Linked DNA regions of Homo sapiens: region 2 is linked to region 1. Evidence: chromatin loops called from intact Hi-C (ENCODE). Cell type or tissue: ascending aorta. All regions are shown on one strand. Links, peaks and the distances in the headings refer to the core of each region. The heading gives the core; the rest is flanking DNA. Region 1 overlaps ZCCHC14 (zinc finger CCHC-type containing 14). Region 2 holds the start of LOC124903748 (a long non-coding RNA gene).

Region 1 (8,694 bases), core at 180-2,679:
GGCTAAGGTGGGAGCATCGCTTGAGCCCAGGAGTTTGAAGCTGCAGTGAGGTATGATCATATCAGTGCACTCCAGCCTGGGCGATAGCGAGACCCTGTCTCAAGAAAACAAAAGAAATATAACCACAGCAGAGCCCATTCGATTTGGCCTGATGCATGAACCTCCACATTCTCTTAGCTACTTTGGTACATATTCTAAGTCCTGGTTCTAAGAAGAGAAAGTGAGCTGCCTTTTCTCTTTTTTAAGAGACGGAGTCTCAGCTGGGCACGGTGGCTCACGTCTGTAATCCCAGCACTCTGGGAGGCCGAGGCGGACAGATCACCTGAGGTCAGGAGTTCGAGACCAGCCTGGCCAACATGGTGAATGAAACCTCGTCTCTACTAAAAATACAAAAACTTGCCAGGTGTGGTGGCGGGCACCTGTAATCCCAGCTACTCGGGAGGCTGAGGCAGGGGGATCGCTTCAACGCGGGAGGTGGAGGTTGCAGTGAGCTGAGATTACACCATATTGCACTCCATCCCGGGTGACAGAGCAAGACTCCGTCTCAGGAGAAAAAAAAACAAACAGAGTCTCTTCTGTCACTCAGGCTGGAATGCAGTGGCACAATCATAACTCACCGCAGCCTCGACCTCCTGGGCTCAAGTGATCCTTCCACCTGAGCCTCCTGAGTAACTGGGACCACAGGTGCACACCAGCACGCACAGCTGAGAGTGAGCTGCCTTGACAACCAGCATCAGCAGTTCCAACTTTGCTGGTAGTGGCAAACCTTCCTGCCCCAAAAAGAAACACGTGTGATCAGTGCGTTCTCGCACACACACACCGCCTGCCCACCCTAAAACACTCCAAAGAGACACAAAGGAAAGCCAGCCTCCCAACTCTCAGCCTGCTAGGGGAGGAAGGGGAGAGGAGGGCTGAGCAGGGGAAAACACAGCCTTGGAGAGAAGGAGAGCAGTACTGATTAGTGCTTCTCGGCCTCGACAGCACACTGGAACACCAAGGCCCTGAGAAAACCACATCCCACACTCCCCACCAAAATCAGAGTTTCTGGAAACGGGGCTTCTTTTGTTTTGTGCCTGAAGCTTCTCTGGTGATTCTAATTTGCAGCTAGGCTAAGAACCAACCACGACCCCAAGTCCAGGTTTTATACTGCACCCATCATCCGGTCCAATCCCGGCAAGGACAAAGAGGAGACCCAGAGAAAACAGGAAGTCTTTTCCCCACGCAGACAGGAAGAGCTAAAGGCTGTAGGTCCGTCTGCCACAACCACAACTGGAAGGGGAAAGCCCGTGAGCCACCCTAGCAAAACACACACTGCATCTGACATCAAGACAGGAAGGAAAACTCTTTAGAATGGCAACTGCTGGAAAAGAAAGACCTGTTTTCCTCCGTATATTTTCCCAAGGAATTTCTTCTTAGTTTTCCACATGTTCACTTTTTCCAACCAAGCCTTTATCGTAACTTTGTTCCTTTGTTTACATTGAAAGCTGTCTTCACTTGTGTTTCCCAGAAATGCTGTTTTGGGGTTATTTTTGGTGAAGTTAGTTTGCTCCACGTGACCTATGTTCCACTCAAGTGCTCTCTGACTCAGGCTCACCCGCAGGACTCGTCATCTGGCCTGATGTGCACGAGAGGGAAGACTGACCGGCTCCAAAGGCTGCCTTCTGCTACTGCTAGGAAGGCAACGATAAGCTGCTCTCTTCCTCTCCACAGCCAGCCTCTTCCCACAACCCACAAAAACCCTCTGCCTGGCCCCTGCAACCTGGCATCCAGTCCTCCCCCAGCTCTTCACTCCATGCACTGCTGCCCTGGGCACAGCAGTCACATCTGCCTGGGGCCTTCGCCCTGGCTGTCCCCTCTGCCTGGAAGCGCCCCTGTGCCTTCCCATCTATACTCAAACGTCCTTCTTAGCAAGACTTCTCGATGCTCAGCAAGGCAGCTGTGTTTCTGGTTTGCTTTGTTCACTGCTGTTCCTTTGCACTTCGAACTGGGCCTGGCATGAAGCAGGCCGTTAATAAGGATCTGTAAAATACATCATGATATCACCAAATTTTAATGAAATTCAGAATCAAACGGAAAGCACTTCTATTTCAAACAAAAACTTCTGCAATCTACATTATGTAACAGACAATCAGATTGTTCCACCACATCTACAAAGCGCTAACCCAGGAATGAAATATGACTCTGAAGCAAGCTACTGGTAGTCACGGGGCACACCCGCCCCTGGGGCTCTTCCAGGAAAGCTGACTGAGGTTCCACAGTGGCCACACATCTAGGGGCACCTGGACTTGGGCAGCCCGCCTCTGGCTCTTATGCAATCACCCTTCTTACTGTTACAGTTTAAAGAGAGGAGGCCTCTGCTTCCAAACTTTAATGTGCAAAATGCCTCCGGATCTGGCTGAAACGCAGGTTTGATTCATGAGGTCCGGGGTGGGCCTGAGAATCTTGCATTTCTAACCAGCTCCCACATGATAATGCTGCTGCATGAATATTTCAAGGTAAATCTTCACCATGATCAAAACAGTCAAAGGCTCAACAGCCTCCTCTTATTTTTTTATTAAAAAAAAATAAACAGAGCCAGGGTCTCACCATGTTACCCAGGCTGATCTCAAACTCCTGGGCTCAAGCCATCCTCCCGCCTTAGCTGGGATTACAGGCGTGAGCCACCGAGCCCGGTCTCCGCAACGTCCCTTTAGATGGGATGGAAAAGGGAATCCCCGCACTGCGCAATTAGACCAGAGGGAATCAAAGGCCCTTCCAGGCAAGGGTGAGGAGCTACGCCTGCAGAAGAGCTGACGCTGGCTGCAGGTTGTGACCCCCGCTAACTACCCCCCGCCTCAGGTATTTACGCTTTTTTTTAAAAAAAGGTTTGTCCTTAGTTCATGCCGCCTGACAGAAAAAAACCCAGCACCACACAGGCTACTTTACAGCTCTGTGCTTACAACCCACTTTAATGTTCACGGACCTGACCATAACTTTTAGAAGAGAATTAATTTCTAAAAATCTATTTCCTGAAAGCTCTTCCAAAGACATCCAAGTGGGACGTGCTGACGCAGTCAGATGGAAGCACAGCCCCCCAACACTGACGGCAGCCTCGGTCTGCAGAAGACTCGCTGCACCCCACTGGTGGGCATTTGAAAACTGCTCAGAAAAACGGCAGTGAGCTTTTAGAGCAGGGTTTTAACCTTTTCTTTGTGCCAGCGACCTCTCTGGCAGTTCGATGACACCTACTGAGCCCTTCTAAGAAACATATTTTAAATGCATAAAATACACAGGACTGCAAACAAAGCCAATTATATTGAAAACCGTCATCTAAGTATTAGAAGACAAATGGGCTCCTCGAACAGAGTCTGTGGGTCTCAGCTCACTTCACAGGAGCGCTGAGCATGAAGGAGACTTGAAGACGCTTTCTACGACTGTGCAATCAAAGTATCTGTGACTGCATCTGTGACCAAGTCACAGGTACTGTTCGTATGACTGTGGATTCCTGCCTGCTTCCATAAAGGCAGGGAATGCTCAATTCCCAGTTAGAGGCTGGAGAAAGTGAAGTTGTGATGGCTTCCACTCTCCATGGCTAGGAGCCCCTACTGGGACAGTCACATCTAACCGTGCCCACCAGAGGGGCAGCCTGCCACTGCCCTCCTCACCTTGTTTCTTTACAAATACGGACCTGAACAGTATTCACATCAGCATGCCACATAAAAACAAGCCCTGGAAAAGCCTCACAGTCACTTTGGAGGTCACGTGTTTTTCATGAAAAAAAAAAATTGTTTTTTTTTTTTTTTTTACTAAAGAGACAGGGTCCCGCTATGTTGCCCCATCTGACCTCTAACTCCTGGCCTCAAAAGTGGTCCTCCACCAGATCAGACCTGTTGATAGATGAAAACTGTCTGCTTTCTCCTCTGGCGGGAGAAGACTATTCTTCCTTTTAAAAGGAAACTCGAATGAGGACTGCAAGCCTCTCGTTTTACCGGACACTAAACCCAAAATTAAGGATAATGGAGATCTGGTTTTTATCAAGCCTCAATAATGTAACACTGCCCCAAGCGAAAACAGAAAAAGATTTCATCCAACTCTGCACCCCTGGGGTAATTAAGCAAGAGAAACTGGGCACAGTTTACTGTCAGGCAAGCTCTCCTGGAGCAAATATGATTGGTAATAAAATGTCTGCCATTTCTGTTCACGGTGTGAGTACCTCTGGAGGACAGATGTACCACTATGACATGAATACAGCATCCCTTTCTCAACAGTAGGATCAGAAGCCTATTTTTAATGTCATCCCACCAATTCCCGTTGGTTCTGAAAATTGGAATAGGTGTCAAGGATCTGGAGATGACAACTTGACTTCCTTGGGGACTCTGAATTTCCCTGGTCGAACGGTTTCTTTTTCTTTTGAGATGGAGTCTCGCTCTGTCGCCCAGGCTGGAGTGCAGTGGTGCGATCTTGGCTCACTGCAAGCTCCGCCTCCCGGGTTCACACCATTCTCCTGCCTCAGCTTCTCAAGTAGCTGGGACTACAGGCGCGCACCACCACGCCCGGCTAATTTTTTGTATTTTTAGTAGAGACGGGGTTTCACCGTGTTAGCCAGGATAGTTTCAATATCCTGACGTCGTGGTCCGCCCGCCTCAGCCTCCCAAAGTGCTGGGATTACAGGCGTGAGCCACTGCACTTGGCCCCCAAAGTGCTGGGATTACAGACATGAGCCACTGCGCCTGGCTCCCAAAGTACTGGGATTACAAGCGTGAGCCACCGCGCCTGGCCCAACGGTTTTTTCTAATGGCTATTTCAAGGTAAGATTCTGTCTCTTAAGAATGGTACATTTAAGATAGATTATTAGATGTAAATCTTCATTTATTTGTATGTGTTCTCTAAAGATTCATGTGTTTTTTTATATGAAGAAGTTTAAGTGGCCTTTTGAAAGTAGGAAGGGTAGACGTACAGATGGTGACATCTGTACGTAACCATTTCAGGTTTCTTCCTTAAATAGTGGTATTCAGTATCCCACTGGCCAATGGTAAGGATTTTATTTAACATTTTAAAAATAATATTGCTCATTAAGAGATATCTTAAGGAAAAATTACATAAATTCAGGAGAGTATGTGTCATCACATTGTGTTGTGCATGTTCATTCAGCTGTTTTAGAATATGTTCTTATATTACAATAAATGATACCCTTAATTACATAGTCAAAAAAAAAAAAAGTGGTCCTCCACTTCAGCCTCCAGAGAAGCTGGGACTACAGGAGGCGCATGCCACCATGCCAGGCTTAACCTACAAACAGTTCCTTATCATCTACTGCCTCAGGTTCAAACCCCTTCCCCCGTTTTTTAGCACACTGTTAGATGTTTTTCCTAACTTAACTTATAAAGTCTTATTATTCCCTAACCTAGTGGTTCTCAACTGGGGGAAATTTTGTCCCCAGGGGACATCTGGCCACAGCTGAAAACATTTTCTGTGAACTGGGGTGGGGATTCTCGTGGCATGCAGCCAACGGAGACCAGCGATGCTGTTAAACATCCTGCAGAGCCCAGGACAGCTCCAGAGCAAGGAAGTACCTGCCCGCAGGCCTCAGGAGTGCCAAGGCTGAGAGGCCCTCCCTGATACAGTTTATTTTCCCTAATATTGAGTACTGCGTCTGCATGTGGAATACCTGGGAGCTGGCAAACGACGCAGGCTGAGAAAGCCAGGTCTAGACATCTTTAAAAAGAATACGGTCAGTTTAAAAAGCCAGGTGCCAATGGAATGCCTACGATGTCAAGACACATTGTGAGAGACCATGGAGAATAAAAGAACAAAAAGTACTAGCATTTTTGTCTGTTTTTTTGGAGACATGGTCTATGTTGCCCAGGCTGGTCTCAAATTGCCAGGCTCAAGTCATCCTCCTGCCTCAGCCTCCCGAGTAGCTGGGACCACAGGCATGAGACAATGCACCCGGCTATAACCACCTTTTGTACAGTTCTTCCCAAGTATCCATTATGCAGCCATATGAGATCATCCATCTGATCCCTGCAGTACGTGACGTACACAGATCAAATTATCTCCATGTTAAAAACAAGAAAAACTGAATGTCAGTTCCTAAATGCCTTCCCCAAGGTCATCTGGCCAGTAGGGAGCAGAATCAAGTGCAGACTTTAGGTCCTGTAACTACAGAGGTCTGTGATTTGTGCACATTAAATCCAAGGAGGCGAGCGGAGCACAGCGGTCAGGAGCCGTCTCGGCGGCCAGTGCTGGGTCCACACAGGGCAGCCCCTGTTTCGTCCACTATGGGATGGAAATAATGGCACCTACCTAAGGCTTTTGTGAGAATTCAGTAAAATGCATTTCTAGTACTGTGAACTGGAAAAATGTTAGCATTCAAAATGTTAGTTGCTGTTATTATTGTGGTGCTTGCGGTGTGGCTGGAGGACAATTAAATTGCTTCAGTGCTGTCACAGAGACTCGGAGCTCTGGGAGGATCCAGGAGGGGCACCGGCAACTGGGCCTCCCGGAAGGCAGGGCTCCCTGTGTCTACAGCATCTGCTGCACCCCTGTGGGCAGCACACCCCCAGAAGCACTGGGGATGAGGACAGAGCCACCCACAGCCACCCCAGCTCCGTGTTCCCTGCACTGGGGGCCAGGGCCTATCTTCTCAAGTAGAGACTTTACCACGACATGTGATCGTCTGTTCTAAAACCAGTGCACTTGCCAGGCACAGTGGCTCACGCCTGCAATCCCAGCACTTTGGGGGGCTGAGGCAGGAGGATCGCTTGAGCCCAGTAGTTCAAAACCAGCCTGGGGCCAGGAGCAGTGGTTCACACCTGTAATCCCAGCACTTTGGGAGGCTTAGACAGGTGGAACTCCTGAGGTCAGGAGTTCAAGACCAGCCTGGGCAACATAGTGAGACTACATCTCTACCACAATTTAGAAATTACCCGAGTGTGGTGGTGTGTGCCTGTACCTAGCTGCTCAGGAGGCTGAGGTGGGGGGATCGCTTGAACCTGGGAAGTTGAGGCTGCAATGAGCTATGATTGCATCACCGCACTCCAACCTGGGAGACAGCACGACACCCCAACTCAAATAAATAAATAAATAAATAAATAATGAAAACAAGCACATGACAGCTTGAATAATTATTTAATTACTTGGACTACAGTTAAAATGTTCTCAGGAGTCAAATGCTCATAAAGCTGCAGGGGGTGGCCTCGTCCTCAGCTGAGTGTAACCTGGGGCCACTGTCTGGACAGCAAGGAGGCAGGATGTGATGAGCTTTTTTCCCATCTGTAGCTTTTCACCCACTAATCCCACTGGGAGGAGTCTGCTGTTAGGATACAGTCAATCAGCGATGTAGTCAAAGGTTTGTGTGTAAGGAGATTTATCTCAGCTTGAGCAAAAAGAAAAACAAACAACATAAACATCCCAGCAACAGATTACTATTGAAATAGGTCGCTAAATGTGTATGTCCAGATGACTGAATATTATGCAGTCTTAAAAGGCATGCAGGATGCTCACAGATAATGTGAAAATGGGCAGAACGTACATCAGTTGTGTGCAAACAGGCACTGAGAAAAGACAAAGGTACACCGAAATATTACTAGCATTTATCTCTGGGTAATTTTTATTTTATTTTTCTGTTTTCCAATTTTTCTGTGAGGAACAATCACTACTTCTAGAATTTAAAAAAGTTACAGATATTAAGTCTAAATATAAATACCTCCCTACAAGATGTGAATGATATGAAAAGTATAGAAAAAGCAAGCTTCTAAAACCATAACCACACTTTCCTTCCACACATATCTCGAGGGCCGGGCACATCAGGGGTTAACATGAACTTCAAAGTGTCTACCCCCACAAACAAAATACAGTAAACATGACTATGAAAAAATAGTGTTTTCAATTTGTTTTCCAATTAACCTACCTCTATACAGGAAGGAGTAACGTCTGTTAAATACTTTTAAGTTAACGTAAAAAACATAAAACATAAAAACAAAATAGATTTGTAAGCATTTTGCTAAAATAGTCATTACGTGTCTCTAAAAACCAGAACAAGAAGACAGACAGTTTAAGAGTGAAAGCTATTTGCTGACTTAGACCAAGTGAAAGCCAACGCTAACCAAAAAAACATTTTCCATGTAAAAACATTCCTTTTAATATTTCTTAACCTAGAGCTCTACTCATCAAAAAGAGAAAGAGAGAAAAAAGATTACTGCTTAAAATCTCAGCAAAGGGAACCCAGTACTTAACTAGACCAGCTCCCAGAGTGACCAGATGCAAATCTCTTTCACAAATAGCCACAGGGCAGCACGGCCTCCTCTAGGAACACCGGCCCCAACTGCCCACCCGCGGGGGCTTCCAGGCCTCCAGGTGCCAAGACATCCCACCAGGGGCCAACCACATGGGACCTCTGGGGTAGGGCTTCCCTACAGTCAGCCTCCAACACACCCAGAATCCCTGTTCCAGACACTGCCTGTAGAAACAGAGGGAGTCTAAAGTCGAGAGCCCTAGGGAGGCTAAAGACATACTTCCTAGTCCTGTAATCCCATAAAACAGGGTTCAAAGGGCATCTTAACGGATGTATTGACTTCAGAGAGAACACCAGCATCTTGCTTGTACTCATGAGCAACAACTCATTTCTGCCTTCCTAGCCCCTCCTTGCCCTCCTGTCCAGCAGCGACCTACTCACCACTAGGGTCGGAGGCCGGCAATGGCGCTGACCTTCAC
Region 2 (15,989 bases), core at 9,981-12,480, 76 kb after region 1:
AAAAAGAAAGTCTGAATAGTCCTATAACCTTGAATAAAATGGAACAGTAGTTTAAAATCTTCACACAAATAGCTGGGTGTGGTGGCTTACATCTGTAATGCCAGCACTTTGGGAGGCTGAGGCAGGTGGATCACCTGAGGTCAGGAGTTCGAGACCAGCCTGGCCAACATGGCAAAACCCCGTCTCTACTAAAAGTACAAAAAATTAGCCGTGCATGGTGGCACACGCCTGTAATCCCAGCTACTTGGGAGGCTGAGGCAGGAGAATCGCCTGAACCTGGGAGGCAGAGGTTTCAGTGAGGTGAGATGGCACCACTGCACTCCAGCCTGGGTGACAGAGCAAGACTCTGTCTCAAAAAACGATAATAATAATAATCTTCCCACAAAGAAAACACCAGTCCCAGTGAGTTTTACAGATGAGTTCTATCAAACATTTAAAGTATCAGACAGTCTTACACAAACTCTTCCAAGGAGTAGAAAAAGAGGGAATATTTCCCAACTCATTCTATGAGGCCAGTATAACCTTGATATAAAAACCTGACAAGAATGGTGTGAGAAAGGAAAATTATAGATGAAAGTCATCCATGAAAATAGATAGAAAAATCGTACACAAAATATTAGCAAACCCAGCTGTTGACATATAAAAAAGTAATATATGATGACAAATATACATTTATCCCAGTAATGTAAAGGTGACTTAACATTAGAAAATCTATAAATGCCATTCATCACAGTACAAGTTAAAGGAGAAAATCCTGTGATTGTTCATACAGATGCAGAAAGAGCAATGGCTAAAATTTAAATCCTTTTATCATAAAAACTATTGGCAAATGATGAAAAATGTTTCTTCATATGTAAAAGCATCTCCACCAAATGTTACAGTAAACATCATTCTTTTTTTTGAGACGGAGTCTCAGTTTTACCCAGGCTGGAGTGCAGTGGTGTGATCTCGGCTCACTGCAAGCTCCGCCTCCCGGGTTCATGCCATTCTCCTGCCTCAGCCTCCCGAGTAGCTGGGACTACAGGCGCCTGCCACCACGTCTGGCTAGTTTTTTTGTATTTTTAGTACAGACGGGGTTTCACTGTGTTAGCCAGGATGGTCTCGATCTCCTGACGTCGTGATCTGACCGCCTCGGCCTCCCAAAGTGCTGGGATTACAGGCGTGAGCCACCACGCCTGGCCGGTAAACATCATTCTTAATGGTGCACATGAGTTTCTTTAAACTCAGAAACTCAGAAACAAGGTGAGAATGACAGTGCTTGTCTTCAACATTGTATTTCTGTGTCAGCATAGGATAAGGAAAATGAATAAAGGTATCAGGGTCAGAAAGGAAGAAACAAAACTATCATCATTCTCAGATGATATGTCTACATTTAAAACTTACTTCTGCAGGAAAAAAAATATCAGAAATGATAGCAGAGTTTAGCAAGGTAATTTCCAGTTATTAAAAACTCAGATCTCAGAGGCAAGGGGACAAAGCCATAGGGGTATTACTCGCACAGAGGCACAGGGTGCTGTCAGCAAGAGCAGAGCCCATCCTGGGGCCACTTGTCCCCAGGATGATTTCTACCCAAGGCCAGCATTGGATGGTGAGCGGGGACAAGGGTGAGCCTGGACATCAGTCTGTAGTTCCACCTTGTTGGAGGAGAGGCATGGCAGCCTGCTACTCAGAGGCTGAAGTGGGAGAATAGCCTGAGCCCAGGTGCTTGAGGCTGCAGTGAGCCATGATTGCACCACTGCACTTCAGTCTAGGTGACAGAGTGAGACCCTGTCTCAAAAAGCAGATAAACAAATCTGTAATTCGAGCAGGGCTTGGCAGGGACAGCTCATCCCCGCTCTCTGTGGATTTGGCAGGAGCAGCTTGAAGCCTCAGGGTGGTGACCTGATGTTTGGGAGCTGGAGTCTCTGAAGGCTCTCTCACCCACAGGTCCAGTGCCTCAACTAGGGCACTGGCTGAAACACCTACTGTGGCTTCTCCACGGTGGTTGGCTTCCAAGAGGAAGCATCCCAAGGGAACCAGGTGGAAGTTGACTTATCTTTTACAACCCAGCCTTAGACATCACTCTGACCATTGTCCCAAGTCCACCAGGATTCAAGGGACAGAAACCTAGACCCCAGTTTTTGCAAAAATTCCATGGTAAGAAGAGTTTGTAGGAAGAGAGAGATCATTGCAACCATGTTGGGAAACACAGCCTGCCATTCCTCTCCACTTCCCCTCATTTGATGACAAACCCCATTCTCTTTCCAGTAGAGGATACCTATGACCCAGGCTGGGCCAGACACCATACACCACCTCTCCAGCCACAGTGGTTGGTCCGGGGCTGGGCAAGTGACTAAAGCAGTTCATCTGGAGTTTGTGCCTAGCTGAAGCTGACAAACCAAGCCCCTTCTTGCCCTGGGGCCATTGATCCCATGACAGGGGTGAGGCACACCAACTGTACATATGACTTCATGACCTGCAGCATCGGCCCTGGACTGCTTATCTTCAGTCATTTTTTTTTTTTGAAATGGAGTTTTGCTCTTGTTGCCCAGGCTGGAGTGCAATGGTGCAATCTCAGTTCACTGCAACCTCTGCCTCCCAGGTTCAAGTGATTCTCCTGCCTCAGCCTCCAGAGTAGCTGGGATTACAGGCATGTGACACCATGCCAGGCTAATTTTGTATTTTTAGTAGAGACGGGCTTTCTCCATGTTGGTCAGATTGGTCTCAAACTCCCGACCTCAGGTGATCCACCCACCTTGGCCTCCCTCTTCAGTCTTCTTATGTGAAAAATTCCACCCTTAGCTGTATAAGCCACTGGAAGAGGGCTCCTGTGACTCACAGCTGAACACAGTCATAATTTATACTTGGAACAAATGGCCACTTTCACAGGCACCCTAAATTCATCACTGAAGCCAACACAAAGCCCAGTGATGATCATGATTTGTGATTCTTCATTAGATAGCTATTGACAAAGGGACCACGTCTCTCTTGTTCATCTTTCCATCCCAAGCACCAGATATAAAAGACTCCATAAATTGGTCTTGAATGAATGAGTGAATGCAGCATGATAGCAAAAGCCACAATAATGGTGACTCGGGCATTAGATAAAATGGGGTCCTGATCCCACTCCCTCTGCTTGCCTGCCGAGTGATCTTGGGCAGGTCCATTAAGCTCTCTTGGCTCCAGTTTCCTTATCTGTAAAATGATAATACAACTGACCGTGTCCAAGGTGTGAGGATAACTGATGTTGAACCAATGTTCACTGCTTTTGCTGTTACTGCAATTGGTAGGAGGTGAGGAAAGTGATGAGAGGAGAAAAAGCTAGAAGGTAATCTGTCAGGTGTTCACCCACCTCTGTTTCTGAAGCAATGGGATCCAGCTCTATCATATATGTATCCTTAGGCAGGACAGTTTGGGTTGGGCTCTGCTGGGTGGTTCTTCTGCTGGTCTCACTTGGGATCACCTGTGTGGCTGCAGTCATCTGGTGGCTAATGGAGCTGCATGGTCTAAGAAGCTTCTCTCACAGGCCTGGTGGTCATGCTGGTTGCTGGCTCTGCTCAGATAGAGCTCCTCTGCTCCACATGGCCGCTCATCCTCCCATAGGCAGCCTGGATATCTTCACAGCATTCCATCAAGGCTGAGAGTGGTAACAGCATGTTCTCTTGGGACTGAGGTTCTGAAGTCACACAACATTGCTTTTGCCACATTCTATATATTTGTCAAAGCTTAGAAAGGAAAAAATATTTCTTCTATATGCAACATTTTGCTTCTGACAACAAATGGCAGCGTAGGGGTTCCCCACACCAACAAATCTTCCAACTTTCTGAAATAGTTGGGTGTCTTACAGTTCAACTCAGTTCCAACACTACCTGGAGTTAGCATCAGATCCCATGATTTAGGGACTCAGTCCCACAGGACGGCCTCCACTTCAGATGCCAACTGAGAGTCTGGGCCTCCCTCCAGACTGATCAGCTATGATTTATAGCTGATTTAGGGGTTCCCATGACCCCCTCCTCAGATTCAATAATTGGCAAAACTGGGCACAGTGGCTCATGCCTGTAATTCCAGCACTTTGAGAGGCTGAAACAGGCAGATCACATGAGGTCAGGAGTTTAAGATCAGCCTGGCCAACATGGTGAAACCCCATCTCTACTAAAAATACAAAAATTAGCCAGGCATGGTGGTGCATGCCTGTTGTGCCAGCTACTCAGGAGACTGAGGCAGGAGAATTGCTTGAACCTGGGAGGCAGAGGCTGCAGTGAGCCAAGATGGAGCCACTGCACTCCAGCCTGGGTGACAGAGCAAGACTTTGCCTCAAACAAACAAACAAAAAGTTGGCAAGAATGACTTACAGAACTCAGGGAAACACTTTGCTTATTTTTACTGGTTTATTACAAAGGATATGACTCAGGAACAGCCAAGTCATGGACAGGGTGGGATGGACGGGGTGGAATAGACGGGGTAAGTAGGGGAGGCGCAGGAGGGGTGCAGAGCTTCCATGCCCTCTCCAGGTGCACTGCCCTCCCTGCACCTTGATGTGTTCACTAACCCCACCCAGAAGCTCTTTGAAACCCCCTTCCAGTCATTGACAGGTGTTTTGGAGACCTCATTAGACAGGTATGATTGATGACATCATCAGCCATTGAGGATTAAGTCGATCTCCAGCCCCTCTCCCCTCCCTGGAGGTTGGGGTTGGGGAGCAGGGGGACTGAAGTTCTAACCCTCCTCTGGCAACCAGCCCCCATCCTCCAAGAGTCACCTCATTAGCGTAAACTCAGATGTAGTTACTAATAATGGTTTGGATATTTGTCCCCTCCAAATCTCATATTGAACTTTGACCCCAGTGTTGGGACTGGAGCCTGGTTGGGGGGTGTTTGGGTCATGGGGGTGGATGCCTCATGAATGTCTTGGTGCCGTCCATGCAGTAATGAGTGAGTTCTCGAGAGCTCTCGCTCTAGCAGTTCCTGAGAGAACTGATAGTTTAAAAAGCCTGGCAGCTTCCCCCGCTTGCCTCTCTCCTCTCCACATGACACCTGCTCCTTTTCACCTTCTGCCCTGAGTGGATGCTTCCCGAGGTCCTCACCAGATGCAGATGCTGGTGCCCTGCTTCCCATACAGCCTGCAGAACTGTGAGCCAAATAAACCTCTTTTCTATATAAATTATCCAGCCTCAAGTATTCCTTTACGGCAACACAAACGGACGAAGAGAGTTGTCATTATGAATAACCGAAGATGATCTTCCCACCCTTATTGCTCAGGGAATTCTGAGGATTTTAGGAGCTCTGTGTCCGGAACCAGGATGGAGACCAAATATATATTTCTTATTATATCACAATATCACAAAGCCCTTTGCAGATTTGCTAAGTCACATTACAAAGGAACCTGTATACAGGCCACCTTACTTCAGCTCCAAACCGAGAATCACTTTCCCCCCAACCACATCATCCCCCTAGTCATCTGCCCTCCAAATCTGCATTTTTCCCCTATCATTGTTGCAACAAATTACCACAAACTAGTGGCTTAAAACAGGACACATTTATTATCTTAAAGTTCAGGAGTTCTGAAGTCTGAAACGGGCCTGCTCCTTCTGGACACTCCAGGGGAGAATCTGTCTGCTTGCCTTCTGCAGTTCCTAGAGGCTGCCTGCATTCCTTGGCTCATGGCCCCTCCTCTGTCTTCCAAGCCAGCAGGATGGCATCTTCTCTCCTTGCTGACTTCTGCCTCCCTGTCACCAGGATCCCTGTGATGACATTGGGGCCACCAGGATAATCCCAGATAACCAGCCCCCCGAGCTCAAGATTTGTAAACCACATCTGCAAAGTTTCTTCGGCCAAGTAAGGTAAATTACTTGGTAATTTTCTTGGCAAGGTAGATATCCACAAGTTCTGGGGGTTAAGATATGGACATCTTTGGGGGTCACTATTCTGTCTACCATAGACTCTCACACCCTTTCCTTCCAACCCAGGCGTTTCCAGACTTCTTCAAACACATTCCTCTAGGAGTTTTTGTTTGCTAGTTTTAAAGGAGCATGCCCCAAATACATGATTAAAAGCCTGGACCGGCAGCCAAACTACCTCAATTCAAATCCCAGCTCTCCTGCCTTCTCATTGTTCTACCTCGGCCAATCTGCTTCACCTCTCTGCACCTCTGTTTCCTCATCTGCACGATGCAGGATGTCTCAGCTCCTGCTGCCATAACACAGATGCCATAGACTGAGTGGTTTAGACTTCACAGTTCCAGAGACGGAAGTCCAAGATCAGGGAGCCAACAGGGTCAGGTTCTGATGAAGCTTTCTTCTGCCTTGTAGTTGGCCACCTTTTCCTAGGTCCTTACGTGGCATAGAGGGAGGGAGGGAGAGAGAGAGAGAGAGAATGTGCTCTGATGTCCCTCTGATGAGAATGTTACCGGTGGAAAGTGTCCAGGTTCTTGGCATCTTGAACAAATAAATGGACAAAATGTGCAAACAAATCAAGAAAGGAATGAAGCAACAAGAGCAAAGATTTATTGAAAATGAAAGTACACTCCACAGGGTGAAAGTAAGCCCCGGCATAGGGGCTCAAGGGCCCCAGATACTGTATCTTCTCGGGTCCAAATACCCCCTAGAGGTTTCCCAGTGGCCACTTGGTGTTCACCCCATGTAAATGAAGTGGCGGCCTGCAATCGGTCTGATTGGTCAAGTGAAGTTACAAAGCTCACACTCCTATGCAAACATCTGATTGGTTGTGGAAAGCACACAATCAGAGGCTGAAGTGAAGTTACAAAGTTACATTCCAATACAAACGTCTGATTGGTTGCAAAAAGCGATCAATCAGAGGTACTTTCAATTTCCCATCTGCCTGGCAGAAAAGGTAGGGGTTTGCAAAGGGGTAGCCTCTGGTCCTTTTGTTATTTAGATGTGGAAAGTTAGGGCTCTCCTTTCAATTTAGTTCTAGGAAATCAGCGTGAAAGAGCCTTAGGTTCCCTGCCTCCAGACGCTATTCTCCTGCCTCAAGGATACCGATATGGCTTGGCTCCGTGTCCTCACCCAAATCTCATCTTGAATTTAATCCCCAAGTGTTGAGGGAGGGACTGGGTGGGACGTGATTGGATCATGTGGGTGGTTTCCCGCGTGTTGTTCTTGTGACAGTGGGAGTTCTCACGAGATCTGGTGGTTTTATAAGGCAGTTTTCCCTGCTCTCTCTTGCTCTTCTCTCTCCTACCGCCTTGTGAAGAAGATCCTTGCTTCCTCTTCGCCTTCCTCCGTGATTGTAAGTTTCCTGAGGCATCCACAACCATGTGGAACTGTGAGTCAATTAAACCTCTTTCCTTTATAAATTACCCAGTCTTGGATATTTCTTTATAACAGTGTGATAACATGCTAATACAGATACTAATCCCTACCTTATCTGGGTCTTGCCCTCACGGCCTCGGCAAACTTTAATCACTTCCTTATTCCAAACAGTCATACTGGGGGTGAGGGCTTCAACATATGAATTTTAGGGGCACACAATTCATAGCAGAGGGTAATAATATCTCCCAGAGTCCTGAGGAGTAAATGAGTGAATATGCTTACAAGGCTTAGAACAGGGCTGTGGCACAGCGGCAGTGCAGGGGTTGGTTTTTATCATCATTATTTATAAAACATACATTTGGGCTCTGCAGCTGACTTTCATGCACATTATAAAATGAGAAAAGAGAAAATGTAAAAGGATGAGATAAATTGAAGCTGAAGTCATAATAGCTTTCTCCCACACTTCCAGAGGATTGTCCTGCATGCCCTTTGGGGTTTGGGGTCCCCCTATTCCAGCCTGGGGTTCTCTGACATTGGCATGCATCCCCGTCACTTGTGTTACTCTTAAAATGGAGCTTCCTGAGCCTCGTCCCAGATTAACTGGATCAGCCCTGGTGAAGGAGCCCAATGGCTACATTAAAAATATATAGAGGCCAGGCACGGTGGGTCACACCTGTGATCCCAGCACTTTGGGAGGCCAAGGCGGGTGGATCACTTGAGGTCAGAAGTTTCAGACCAGCCTGGCCAACATGGTGAAACCCTGTCTCTACTAAAAATGCAAAAAAAAAAAAAAAAAATTGGATGTGGTGGCACACACCTGTAATCCCAGCTACTTGGGAGGCTGAGACAGGAGAATTGCTTGAACCCAGACGCAGAGGCTGCAGTGAGCTGAGAAAATGCCACTGCATTCCAGCCTGGGCAACAGAGTGAGATCCCATCTCTACAAAAAATTTAAAAATAAGCCAGGGGAAATGGTATGCGCCTGTGGTCCCAGCTACTCAGGAGGCTGAGGCAGGAGGATCCCTTGAGCCCAGAAGTTGGAGATGCCAGTAAGTAATGATTGCACCTCTGCACTCCAGCCTGGGGGACAGAGCAAGACCCTGTTTCAAAATAGATATGTATTTTTGATGTCAAAGAAACTGTTTTCATCAACTGTGGGAAAAACCCTGAGACTCACTTATAACCGCTGACCTCAAACACCCCCAAGTCTAAATTGTTTCCATCTCCCTGAATCCAAAACTCCAGCTGACGAGCACTGAGTGTTTATGTGAACATGGCCACATCCAAATGACCAGGCAGCCCTATAGCTCCTCACAGTCAAGTTCCTGTACGGTTTCCTCAAGATGCAAAAACATTTTGAAGTATGAGATTCGAGCTTCATACCCTGCCCAAGCCTTCTGTTTAAAGGTGGAATGCATTCCCTGCTTTTTTTCTTTTTAAATCTGCCCCCTTCTTGGTTTCTAATGACATTTGACATTTGACGTTCACCACTGCTGTGAGTTCTCCTCCGCCACTGTCAACACAGCCATGCCCAGCTACTAACGCAGAGACAGCAATGCTCCAGGCCAGAGCATATGTTGGAGACCTACATTCATTTCATAAATGTGAGCAACACAGTTTCCCATTCCTTTTGACTCATTTTTTCCTTCCTTTTCTCCACTTGCCAGTTGGGGTGGACTCCAGCGTGGCTGAGGGCAGACGCCGCCGCCCCTGAGAGCTGCTTCTGGTTCACGTGGCTTCTTAGAGAACCACAACTCCAGCCCTCCTCTCTGTAGGGGACACAAATTCACCGCTTGCCCTTTGTCCCCAGAAGATGTTTTCTAACAGCCCAAGGGCCGATCCGGAATCAGAGAAAAACACTCCGTGGGGGAGGCCAGAGGAATATTTAGTTTGTGTTTTATTAGCCCTTGCTGGGTCTCCAGATCTGAACCCCGGCGGGGCCTGTGTGCTCAGATCTTCCCACAGCGTACCCCTGAAGCCCAGCTCAGGCAGCCTGAGGATTAGAATAAATGAAAATCATTATCTGAGCTGTTTGGCACACGTGCGTGTGCAAGAGCCAGGGGCCATTTTCAAGGGAAAATGCCCGTTGCAGTTTCCTAAATCCTTTCTCATTTTTGACTTATTTGATCCTGGCAACAACTTGGTGAGATTGGTTTATCCGTGAGTCCATTTCACAGGCAGGAAAGTGGTGTCGCAGGGAGGCCGAGTGACTTGTCCACAGCCACGCAGCTGGGAAACGGGGAGACAGATTCAGGTGAGGACCTGCTGCCTCCGCGGTGCGGGGTACACCTTTCTCTCTCTTCCTCCTGCCTCCTTTCCTCTTCCTTCCTTCTTCTCCAAACTTCCACTCACCTATTTTTAAAACTCTTTTTGGAGATGGGGTCTGGCTATGTTGCCCAGGCTAGACCCAAGCCCCTGGGCTCAAGCAGTCCTCCCACCTCAGCTTCTTGAGTAGCTAGGATGACAGGTGCATGCTACCACACCTTGCTCAACTATTTTTAATTGAAAAATTAACATACACAAATGGTTAAACAACCACAACCAAACAGTACAGGAAAGGATGTCCTGAAAAGTAAGCTTCCTTCCACCCCAAATCTTCAGGGTCCCAGAGCCCCTTTTTCTAGCTATGTGTGTGCATATGTGCTCGTGCACACATATGTGTATGCACACTTAGGTGTGCATGTGTGATACATTACTCGGCCTCCTACACAGACAGTAGCAGCCCATGCGCTGGGTGCCTCTGGTTCTTCTTATTTCTCTCTCTGTCTCTTTTTTTTTTTTTTGTTTTTGAGACAGAGTCTTGTTCTGCCTTCCAGGCTGGAGTGCAGTGGCACAAGCTCGGCTCACTGCAAACCTCCACCTCCCGGGTTCAAGCAATTCTCGTGTCTCAGCCACCCAAGTAGCTGGGATTACAGGTGCCCATCACCACACCCAGCTAATTTTTGTATTTTTAGTAGAGACAGGGTTTTGTCACGTTGGCTGGGCTTGTCTCTAACTCCTGACCTCAGGTGATCTGCCCGCCTCAGCCTCCCAAAGTGCTGGAATTACAGGCGTGAGCTGCCACTTCCAGCCCTTCTTATTTCTCTTGAAAGCTGTTCTGTGTCCACATGGATGGAGCCACCACGCTTTTTGCTGACTGCACAAGAGCTCTCAGTGCATGGGGAGTAGGCTGTCCTTCTCCACTCCTCTCCACCAACAGGCATGAGGCTGCTCTCAGTCTCTGCTGTAATCAACGCATGGCGTGGGTCATGCCTTTGGCACATATATGCCTTTGTGCCCCTATGCCAGTGCCTCACTCAGGAAGAATCCTCGGAGGAGAACTGCTGCGCAAGAGGATTTGCCGTTGTCAGTGCCGGGGCTGTGGTTAAATTGCCTCCCCGTAGGCTGCACTTGCTCACACGCCTGCCCTCCCGGTGTCAGGGTCATGCCCCTCACTCCTAACGCCATGCAGCACGTAGCCATTCAGGGGCCCTTTGGGGGCCCCTCCCAGCGAGCTCACTCTAATCAGAGACAGCAAAGGTGTTGGATCTGCTTGATTTTCAAATGATTTACCCAGAAGCATCCACCCTCTCAGCCCCTAGTGTGGGGAATATGAGCCCTTCCCTGGAAACACTGCTAGAAAAAGAAAAAAAAAAAAAGGAAGAGAGAGAGAGGGCTCATTGAATAGGGCATCCCTAAAACGTGGACAGAGGAAGCAGAGAGAATGGAGTCCAAACACTCAGATCCTGTTGTCACCCCACCAGGGTCTACCCAGCAACGCCGAGACACTGAACAGGGCCCTCGTGAGTGCCTAGAAACGGTGGTGATCAACTCCCACCCCTGAGCCTCCCTCAGTCCCCAGATCAGCAGCAGGGATTTTTTTACAGCCCTCTACCCAGCCACCCTGGGTCCTGTGCAGCCAACCTGGGTCCACACATGTCCGGGACTCACAGATGAGATGGAACTGTCCCACGCATGGTCTCTGGGGCAGAAACTGCTGCGGAGCCTGCCGAGGCCACTCCTGCCGACTGGCCAGGGCACAGCATCTGACCCAGGAGGCTGTGACCTCGCTGCCCCAGGCCTGGCATGGCCTGTGGACAGTGGCCCGTCCCGCCGGCCACCAGGAACCTCCCCTCGGTGCCCACCCCATCCACCTCGCCAAGACTAATCTAGAAATTATTTATAGATCCGAACTCCACAGAAACCATTGTGTCTGCCGTTGCCATGGCAATGGGGATGTGGCAGGAGCGCCAGGCTCTCAGGCTTTCCAGGGCCCGTGGAGGCCGGCAAGGGCGGTCGATTTCTCCCAGGAGCCCCTGACTCACGCCCACCTTCAGAGGCCCCCGGGAGTGAAGAAGACAGCCTTCCCACCCGTTTCCAGCAGGGCTGGCTGCATCCAGGAAGACAGCGCTGCTGGTGAGTGGTTCGGCTTTGTTTCAGACCACTCAAAGAAATCATCTAGAACAACGTCCGCAAGACTGGCGGTGCAACTGTCCCCCTTGGAACCTCTCGGGAACACAGCCTCTGTCTCCTCACCGCAGAGCAGCTGCGTCAGACTCCCAGACGGCGGGGCCTAGGGATCTGTGTTTTGGTTTTGGGATCTGTGCAAATCCACATGACTCAATAATCCAAACATACAGAGAGCCTGGGAACCCTTACCCCGCTCTGGCGCCCTATGTGTCCGCTTTCATTGGCTTCTTGTATTTCCGGCTTGTTTTCTTTAGGGAGGCAGCAAATACAAGATACGGTCCACTTTTATCTTTCCCCGCTCAGAAAATAAAGATACCACAGCCCAGGCTTCCGCACCTTGCTTTTCTCACTAAATACTATTTTCCAAAGCTGTCACCAAATTCGCCGCTTCTTTATTTTTTTTTCTTTTACGGCGGCACAGCATGGGTTCCCTCCTGTGGGTCGGTGTGCCAAGGAATCTGCTTGCGTAACCAGACCTTTTCCCTAGGAGCAGTTGCCCAGACGCAGCCCCTAGGATGAGGATGTGTTTGCAGCGACTATTCAGGGAGTACTCCCTGGGGACACAGGTTGGGGGTGGGAAGCTGGACTGGAAAAGGAAGGAAGCTGGGCAGGGTGCTATGTGGGCACAGTCCTTCTGCAGCCTGAAGGAACTGGGGTGGGCGGGGCATGCCCGACCCCACAGGGGAACTGTGGAGGGTCAATCACACCCAGGGATGTCCCAGCCTGAGACCAGGGAGCTGAGGTCTTCATACACCCACCCAGAACCCACCTGTCTTTGGTTAAGCGTGGTCTAGGGAGGTATAAATTCCCAGGCATTTCCGTGCATGAGGGTGAAGCGGCTTCAGAGAGCCCACAGGCCACCCTCTAAACCAGAGGTCTCCAACCCCCGGGCCACGGCAGAAGGTGAGCAGCAGGTGAGTGAGCAAAGCTTCACCTGTATTTACAGCTGCTGCCCACGGCTCACGTTAACACCTGAGATCCGCCTCCTGTCAGATCAGCCGCAGCATTAGATTCTCATAGAAGCGTGGACCGTATCGTGAGCTGCATATGCAAGGGATCTAGGTTGCACACTCCTTATGAGATTCTAATACACGATGATCTGTCACACGGCAGTGACCAGCACGGACACGCATCCCTTCCCGTATGAAGCTTACACTCCAGACCAGAGTTGCCCAATAAAGCTTCCTGCACTGATGGAATGTTCTAGATCTGCATTGTCCGATATGGTGACCACTAGTCCCTTGTGGCTTTTGAGCCTTTGAAATATGGCTGGTACTGGTTCATGGCCTGTTAGGAACTCGGTTGCACAGCAGGAGATGAGTAGCAGGTGAGTGAGTGAAGCTTCCTCTGTATTTACAGCTGCTCCCCATCGCTGGTATTACGGCCTGAGCTCCCCCTCCTGTCAGATCAGCTGCAGCATTAGATTCTCCTAGGAACGCGAACCCTATTGTGAACTGTCATTCGAGGAATCCAGGTTGTGCACTCCTTATGAGAAACTCGTGTCAGATGATCTGTCACTGTCTCCCATCACCCCTAGATGGGATTGTCCAGTTGCAGGAAAGCAAGCTCAGGGCTCCCACTGATTCTACGTTATAGTGAGTTGTATAATTATTTCATTAGATATTACAATGTAATAATAATAGAAATAAAGTGAACGGTAAGTGTAATAAGTTGAATCGTCCTGAAACCATTCACCCTGCCTGGTCCATGGAAAAATTGTCTTCCATGAAACCAGTCCCTGGTGCCAAGAAGTTTGGGAACCACTGCTTTAAGCAGCTGCTGGTGCTGGCTGTTGGAGGTATAAACACTCCAAAGCTTTGGAGAGCACAAAAATGGTAAAAAGGGATCCAGGGATCCGGCAGGGGCCCTGAGGTTATTCAACACACATTTCCAATGGATTCTGTTAAAACTGGTTCAGATAGGGAGCTGCCCTGGCTTAGGGACAATCCATGAGCAAATTATCACCCATTTACTCAGCGCTTCCATGAACCAGGCCCTGGCTAGACCAAGAAGTCCCAGGTGCGTGGACCCCAGCGCGTTTCCTCCAGGGGTGTAGCACTGGGCAGGAGAGGGCCGAGGGCCCCTGCAGCTGGAGGCAGCTGGTGGCCCCTGCGTGCTCGCGGCCCTGCTGCTGCTTCGTCAGAAATGACACGACATACCTCACTGCACCTCCTGACCTTGAGGTGCGCTGAGAAGCACTGCAGAGAGCACTCTGCTCATCAACAAGTTTTATTTCTCTGTTTGTGCATTCAGCACAAAATATGTGTATTGGTGTAATAAACTTTGTAATGTGTTTCCAACGTTTGATCCACGAAGTTTCAGGTCTTTCCCATAAGCAGAGCCCTTGAAGGTGCTGGCACAGATTCCACGATCTGAGGCCTCCTGACGGCCTCTGGAGCCCCCTTCTGCCGCTTCCCACGTAGGGCTGCCGCGTGTGGTCCGAAAATCATCCTAAAAATGGAACCTTCCACTCAGGCAGGCACCGCATGGGTCTGTGTGAGCCGCATGTTTCTCAGCCAAGACGCGGCTGTGTAGGAAGTTCCTTATAAGGATTTCCTACTCTTTGTGGGCCACCCGTTCATGCGGTGACCAACCTCATTTGCGTTCCCAAGTCTGTGCCGAGCTTCCTGTGGGCAGGAAGGGGCCCTCACTGCCTTCTCCCTTGTGGGTCTTCGAGCCCATGAAGTGGGGGCTTGGCCAGGGCATGAGGTGTCTTTCTGCAAATTAGAGAAAGGGACGTGCTAGGGTTTGAATGTTTGTCCTCTCCGAAGCCCATGCTGAAATCGAATCCCTACAGTGGCAGCATTGAGAGGTGAGGCCTTGAGGAAGTGATTGAGTCGAGAGGGCTCTGCCATCATCAGTAGATGAATCCATTGGTGGACTCACAGATGAACGGGTTAACATTGGTGGGCTCACGGATGAACGGGTTAATGGGTTAATGGTTATCCCAGGAGTGGGTCAGTTATCACGGGAGTGGGACTGGTGGCTTCATAAGAAGAAGAAGAAAGACCTGAGTGAGCAGTCAGCCTCCACACTATGGGATGCCCTGTGCCACTTGGGGCCTCCATAACTGTAAGAAATTAATTCCCTTTCTTTATAAATTGCCCAGTTTCAGGTATTGTGTTATCAACAACAGAAAACAGACTAAGGAAGCACTCCCTATCCGAGTGGACTCAGCCTGGAAAGGCACAGTTTTCTGTGTGGAGGGATTTTTATAAGTGCCCCAGGATGGTCGGGACTCCATCCACGCTGAACACCCATGCATCATTAACCTGGGATATTAATGAGAGTATTGGTTTGGGTGCTCTAACAAAGACAATCAGAGTGGCAGAGACTGCCAGAGGTGGAAGGTGATTTCTGTCTTAGTCTCTCACACCAAGGTCGAGCTGGTGTGGCCCGGGCACCTTCTCATTTGTCATTCCACAATTCCCCTTGTGTGTGGTCCTTGTCCACGTGCTGCAGGGCAGGGTCCCAGGATGGTCCTTGTCCACATGCTGCAGGGCAGGGTCCCGGGAAGCAGACCTGCGATGGAGATTTGCATACAGGAAGGACCTGGGCATGCTCTCAGGGAGAGGCAGGACCAACAGAGGGAGGAGGTGGCTGAGATGCTCCTGCCGGGTCTCTGAGGCTGGCACGGGCCATCACAGTTGTCCCAAGTGGGAGTGAGGGGCTTGGCCTCTATAGCCCCCCAGTGTAGGTGTGCCTCTGTGCAAGCCAGCTCTCTTCTGCTAAGGGTAATTCCCAGAGAGAGCTGAGAGTGGGCCGCACTCCAGCCAGCAGGAAGGGGCAGGGGAGGGGGAGACTCCCCAGTCTGTGCAGGGAGAGGCTCAGAAGGTACACACATCACTTTTCATCCTCATCCTCATCATGTGGCCATATCTACCTTCGAGGGAGGCTGTGGGGTGCAGCCATAAGCCTGTTTAGAAGTCAGGGGTGGTCTCACCATGAGATCAATGGGAAGACCATAACACCTGGCACCTAGATGAGACAGGCACAGCCTTGGTGCTCGGCAAATCAGTGCATGAGCAAAGGAGAGATTAGGAGCAGAGTGTCTGCTGTTGGTAGGAAGAACGGGATGTTTTCTCTTGGCTTGGGAGCACACAGAGTGATCCTATGTGTATTAGTTTCCTATGCTGCATTGTGTTACAAATTTAACTACTTAAAACAACACACGGCCAGGTGGGGTGGCTCACACCTATAATCCTAGCACTTTGGGAGGCTGAGGCAGGAGGACGGCTTGAGCCAAGGAGTTTGAAATCACACAACATAGGAAGACCTCTCGTCTCTACAA

What was found. Peaks named below come from ENCODE experiments on the same cell type or tissue, not always from the same donor. Only the 100,000 strongest peaks of a DNase experiment are listed, where the experiment ranks them.
Region 2: it touches region 1 in a loop (3-fold over the local background); 4 of 110 quality-filtered maps call a loop at or near these places.

Annotation. Positions count from the first base shown.
Region 1 is chr16:87,463,279-87,471,972 of GRCh38, forward strand. The region is part of intron 1 of ZCCHC14 (zinc finger CCHC-type containing 14); the gene reads right to left. It also overlaps the pseudogene NR3C1P1. Among named protein-coding and RNA genes, the nearest start is that of ZCCHC14, 25 kb to the right of the region's middle. RefSeq lists enhancers at 5,968-6,553, 6,554-7,138, 7,824-8,694. In ascending aorta, for the core only: no CTCF peak of the experiment used is centred there; DNase peaks (open chromatin) are centred at 1,243, 1,613 and 2,273; H3K4me3 peaks cover 1,410 bases; H3K27ac peaks cover 2,500 bases.
Region 2 is chr16:87,529,849-87,545,837 of GRCh38, forward strand. It overlaps LOC124903748 (a long non-coding RNA gene), which reads left to right and starts at 9,054. Exons shown (of 2, transcript XR_007065170.1): 1 at 9,054-9,503; 2 at 11,415-12,025. RefSeq lists a silencer at 10,141-10,372 and enhancers at 11,980-12,480, 12,481-12,981. In ascending aorta, for the core only: a CTCF peak has its summit at 11,539; DNase peaks (open chromatin) are centred at 11,443, 11,813 and 12,233; H3K4me3 peaks cover 2,278 bases; H3K27ac peaks cover 2,500 bases.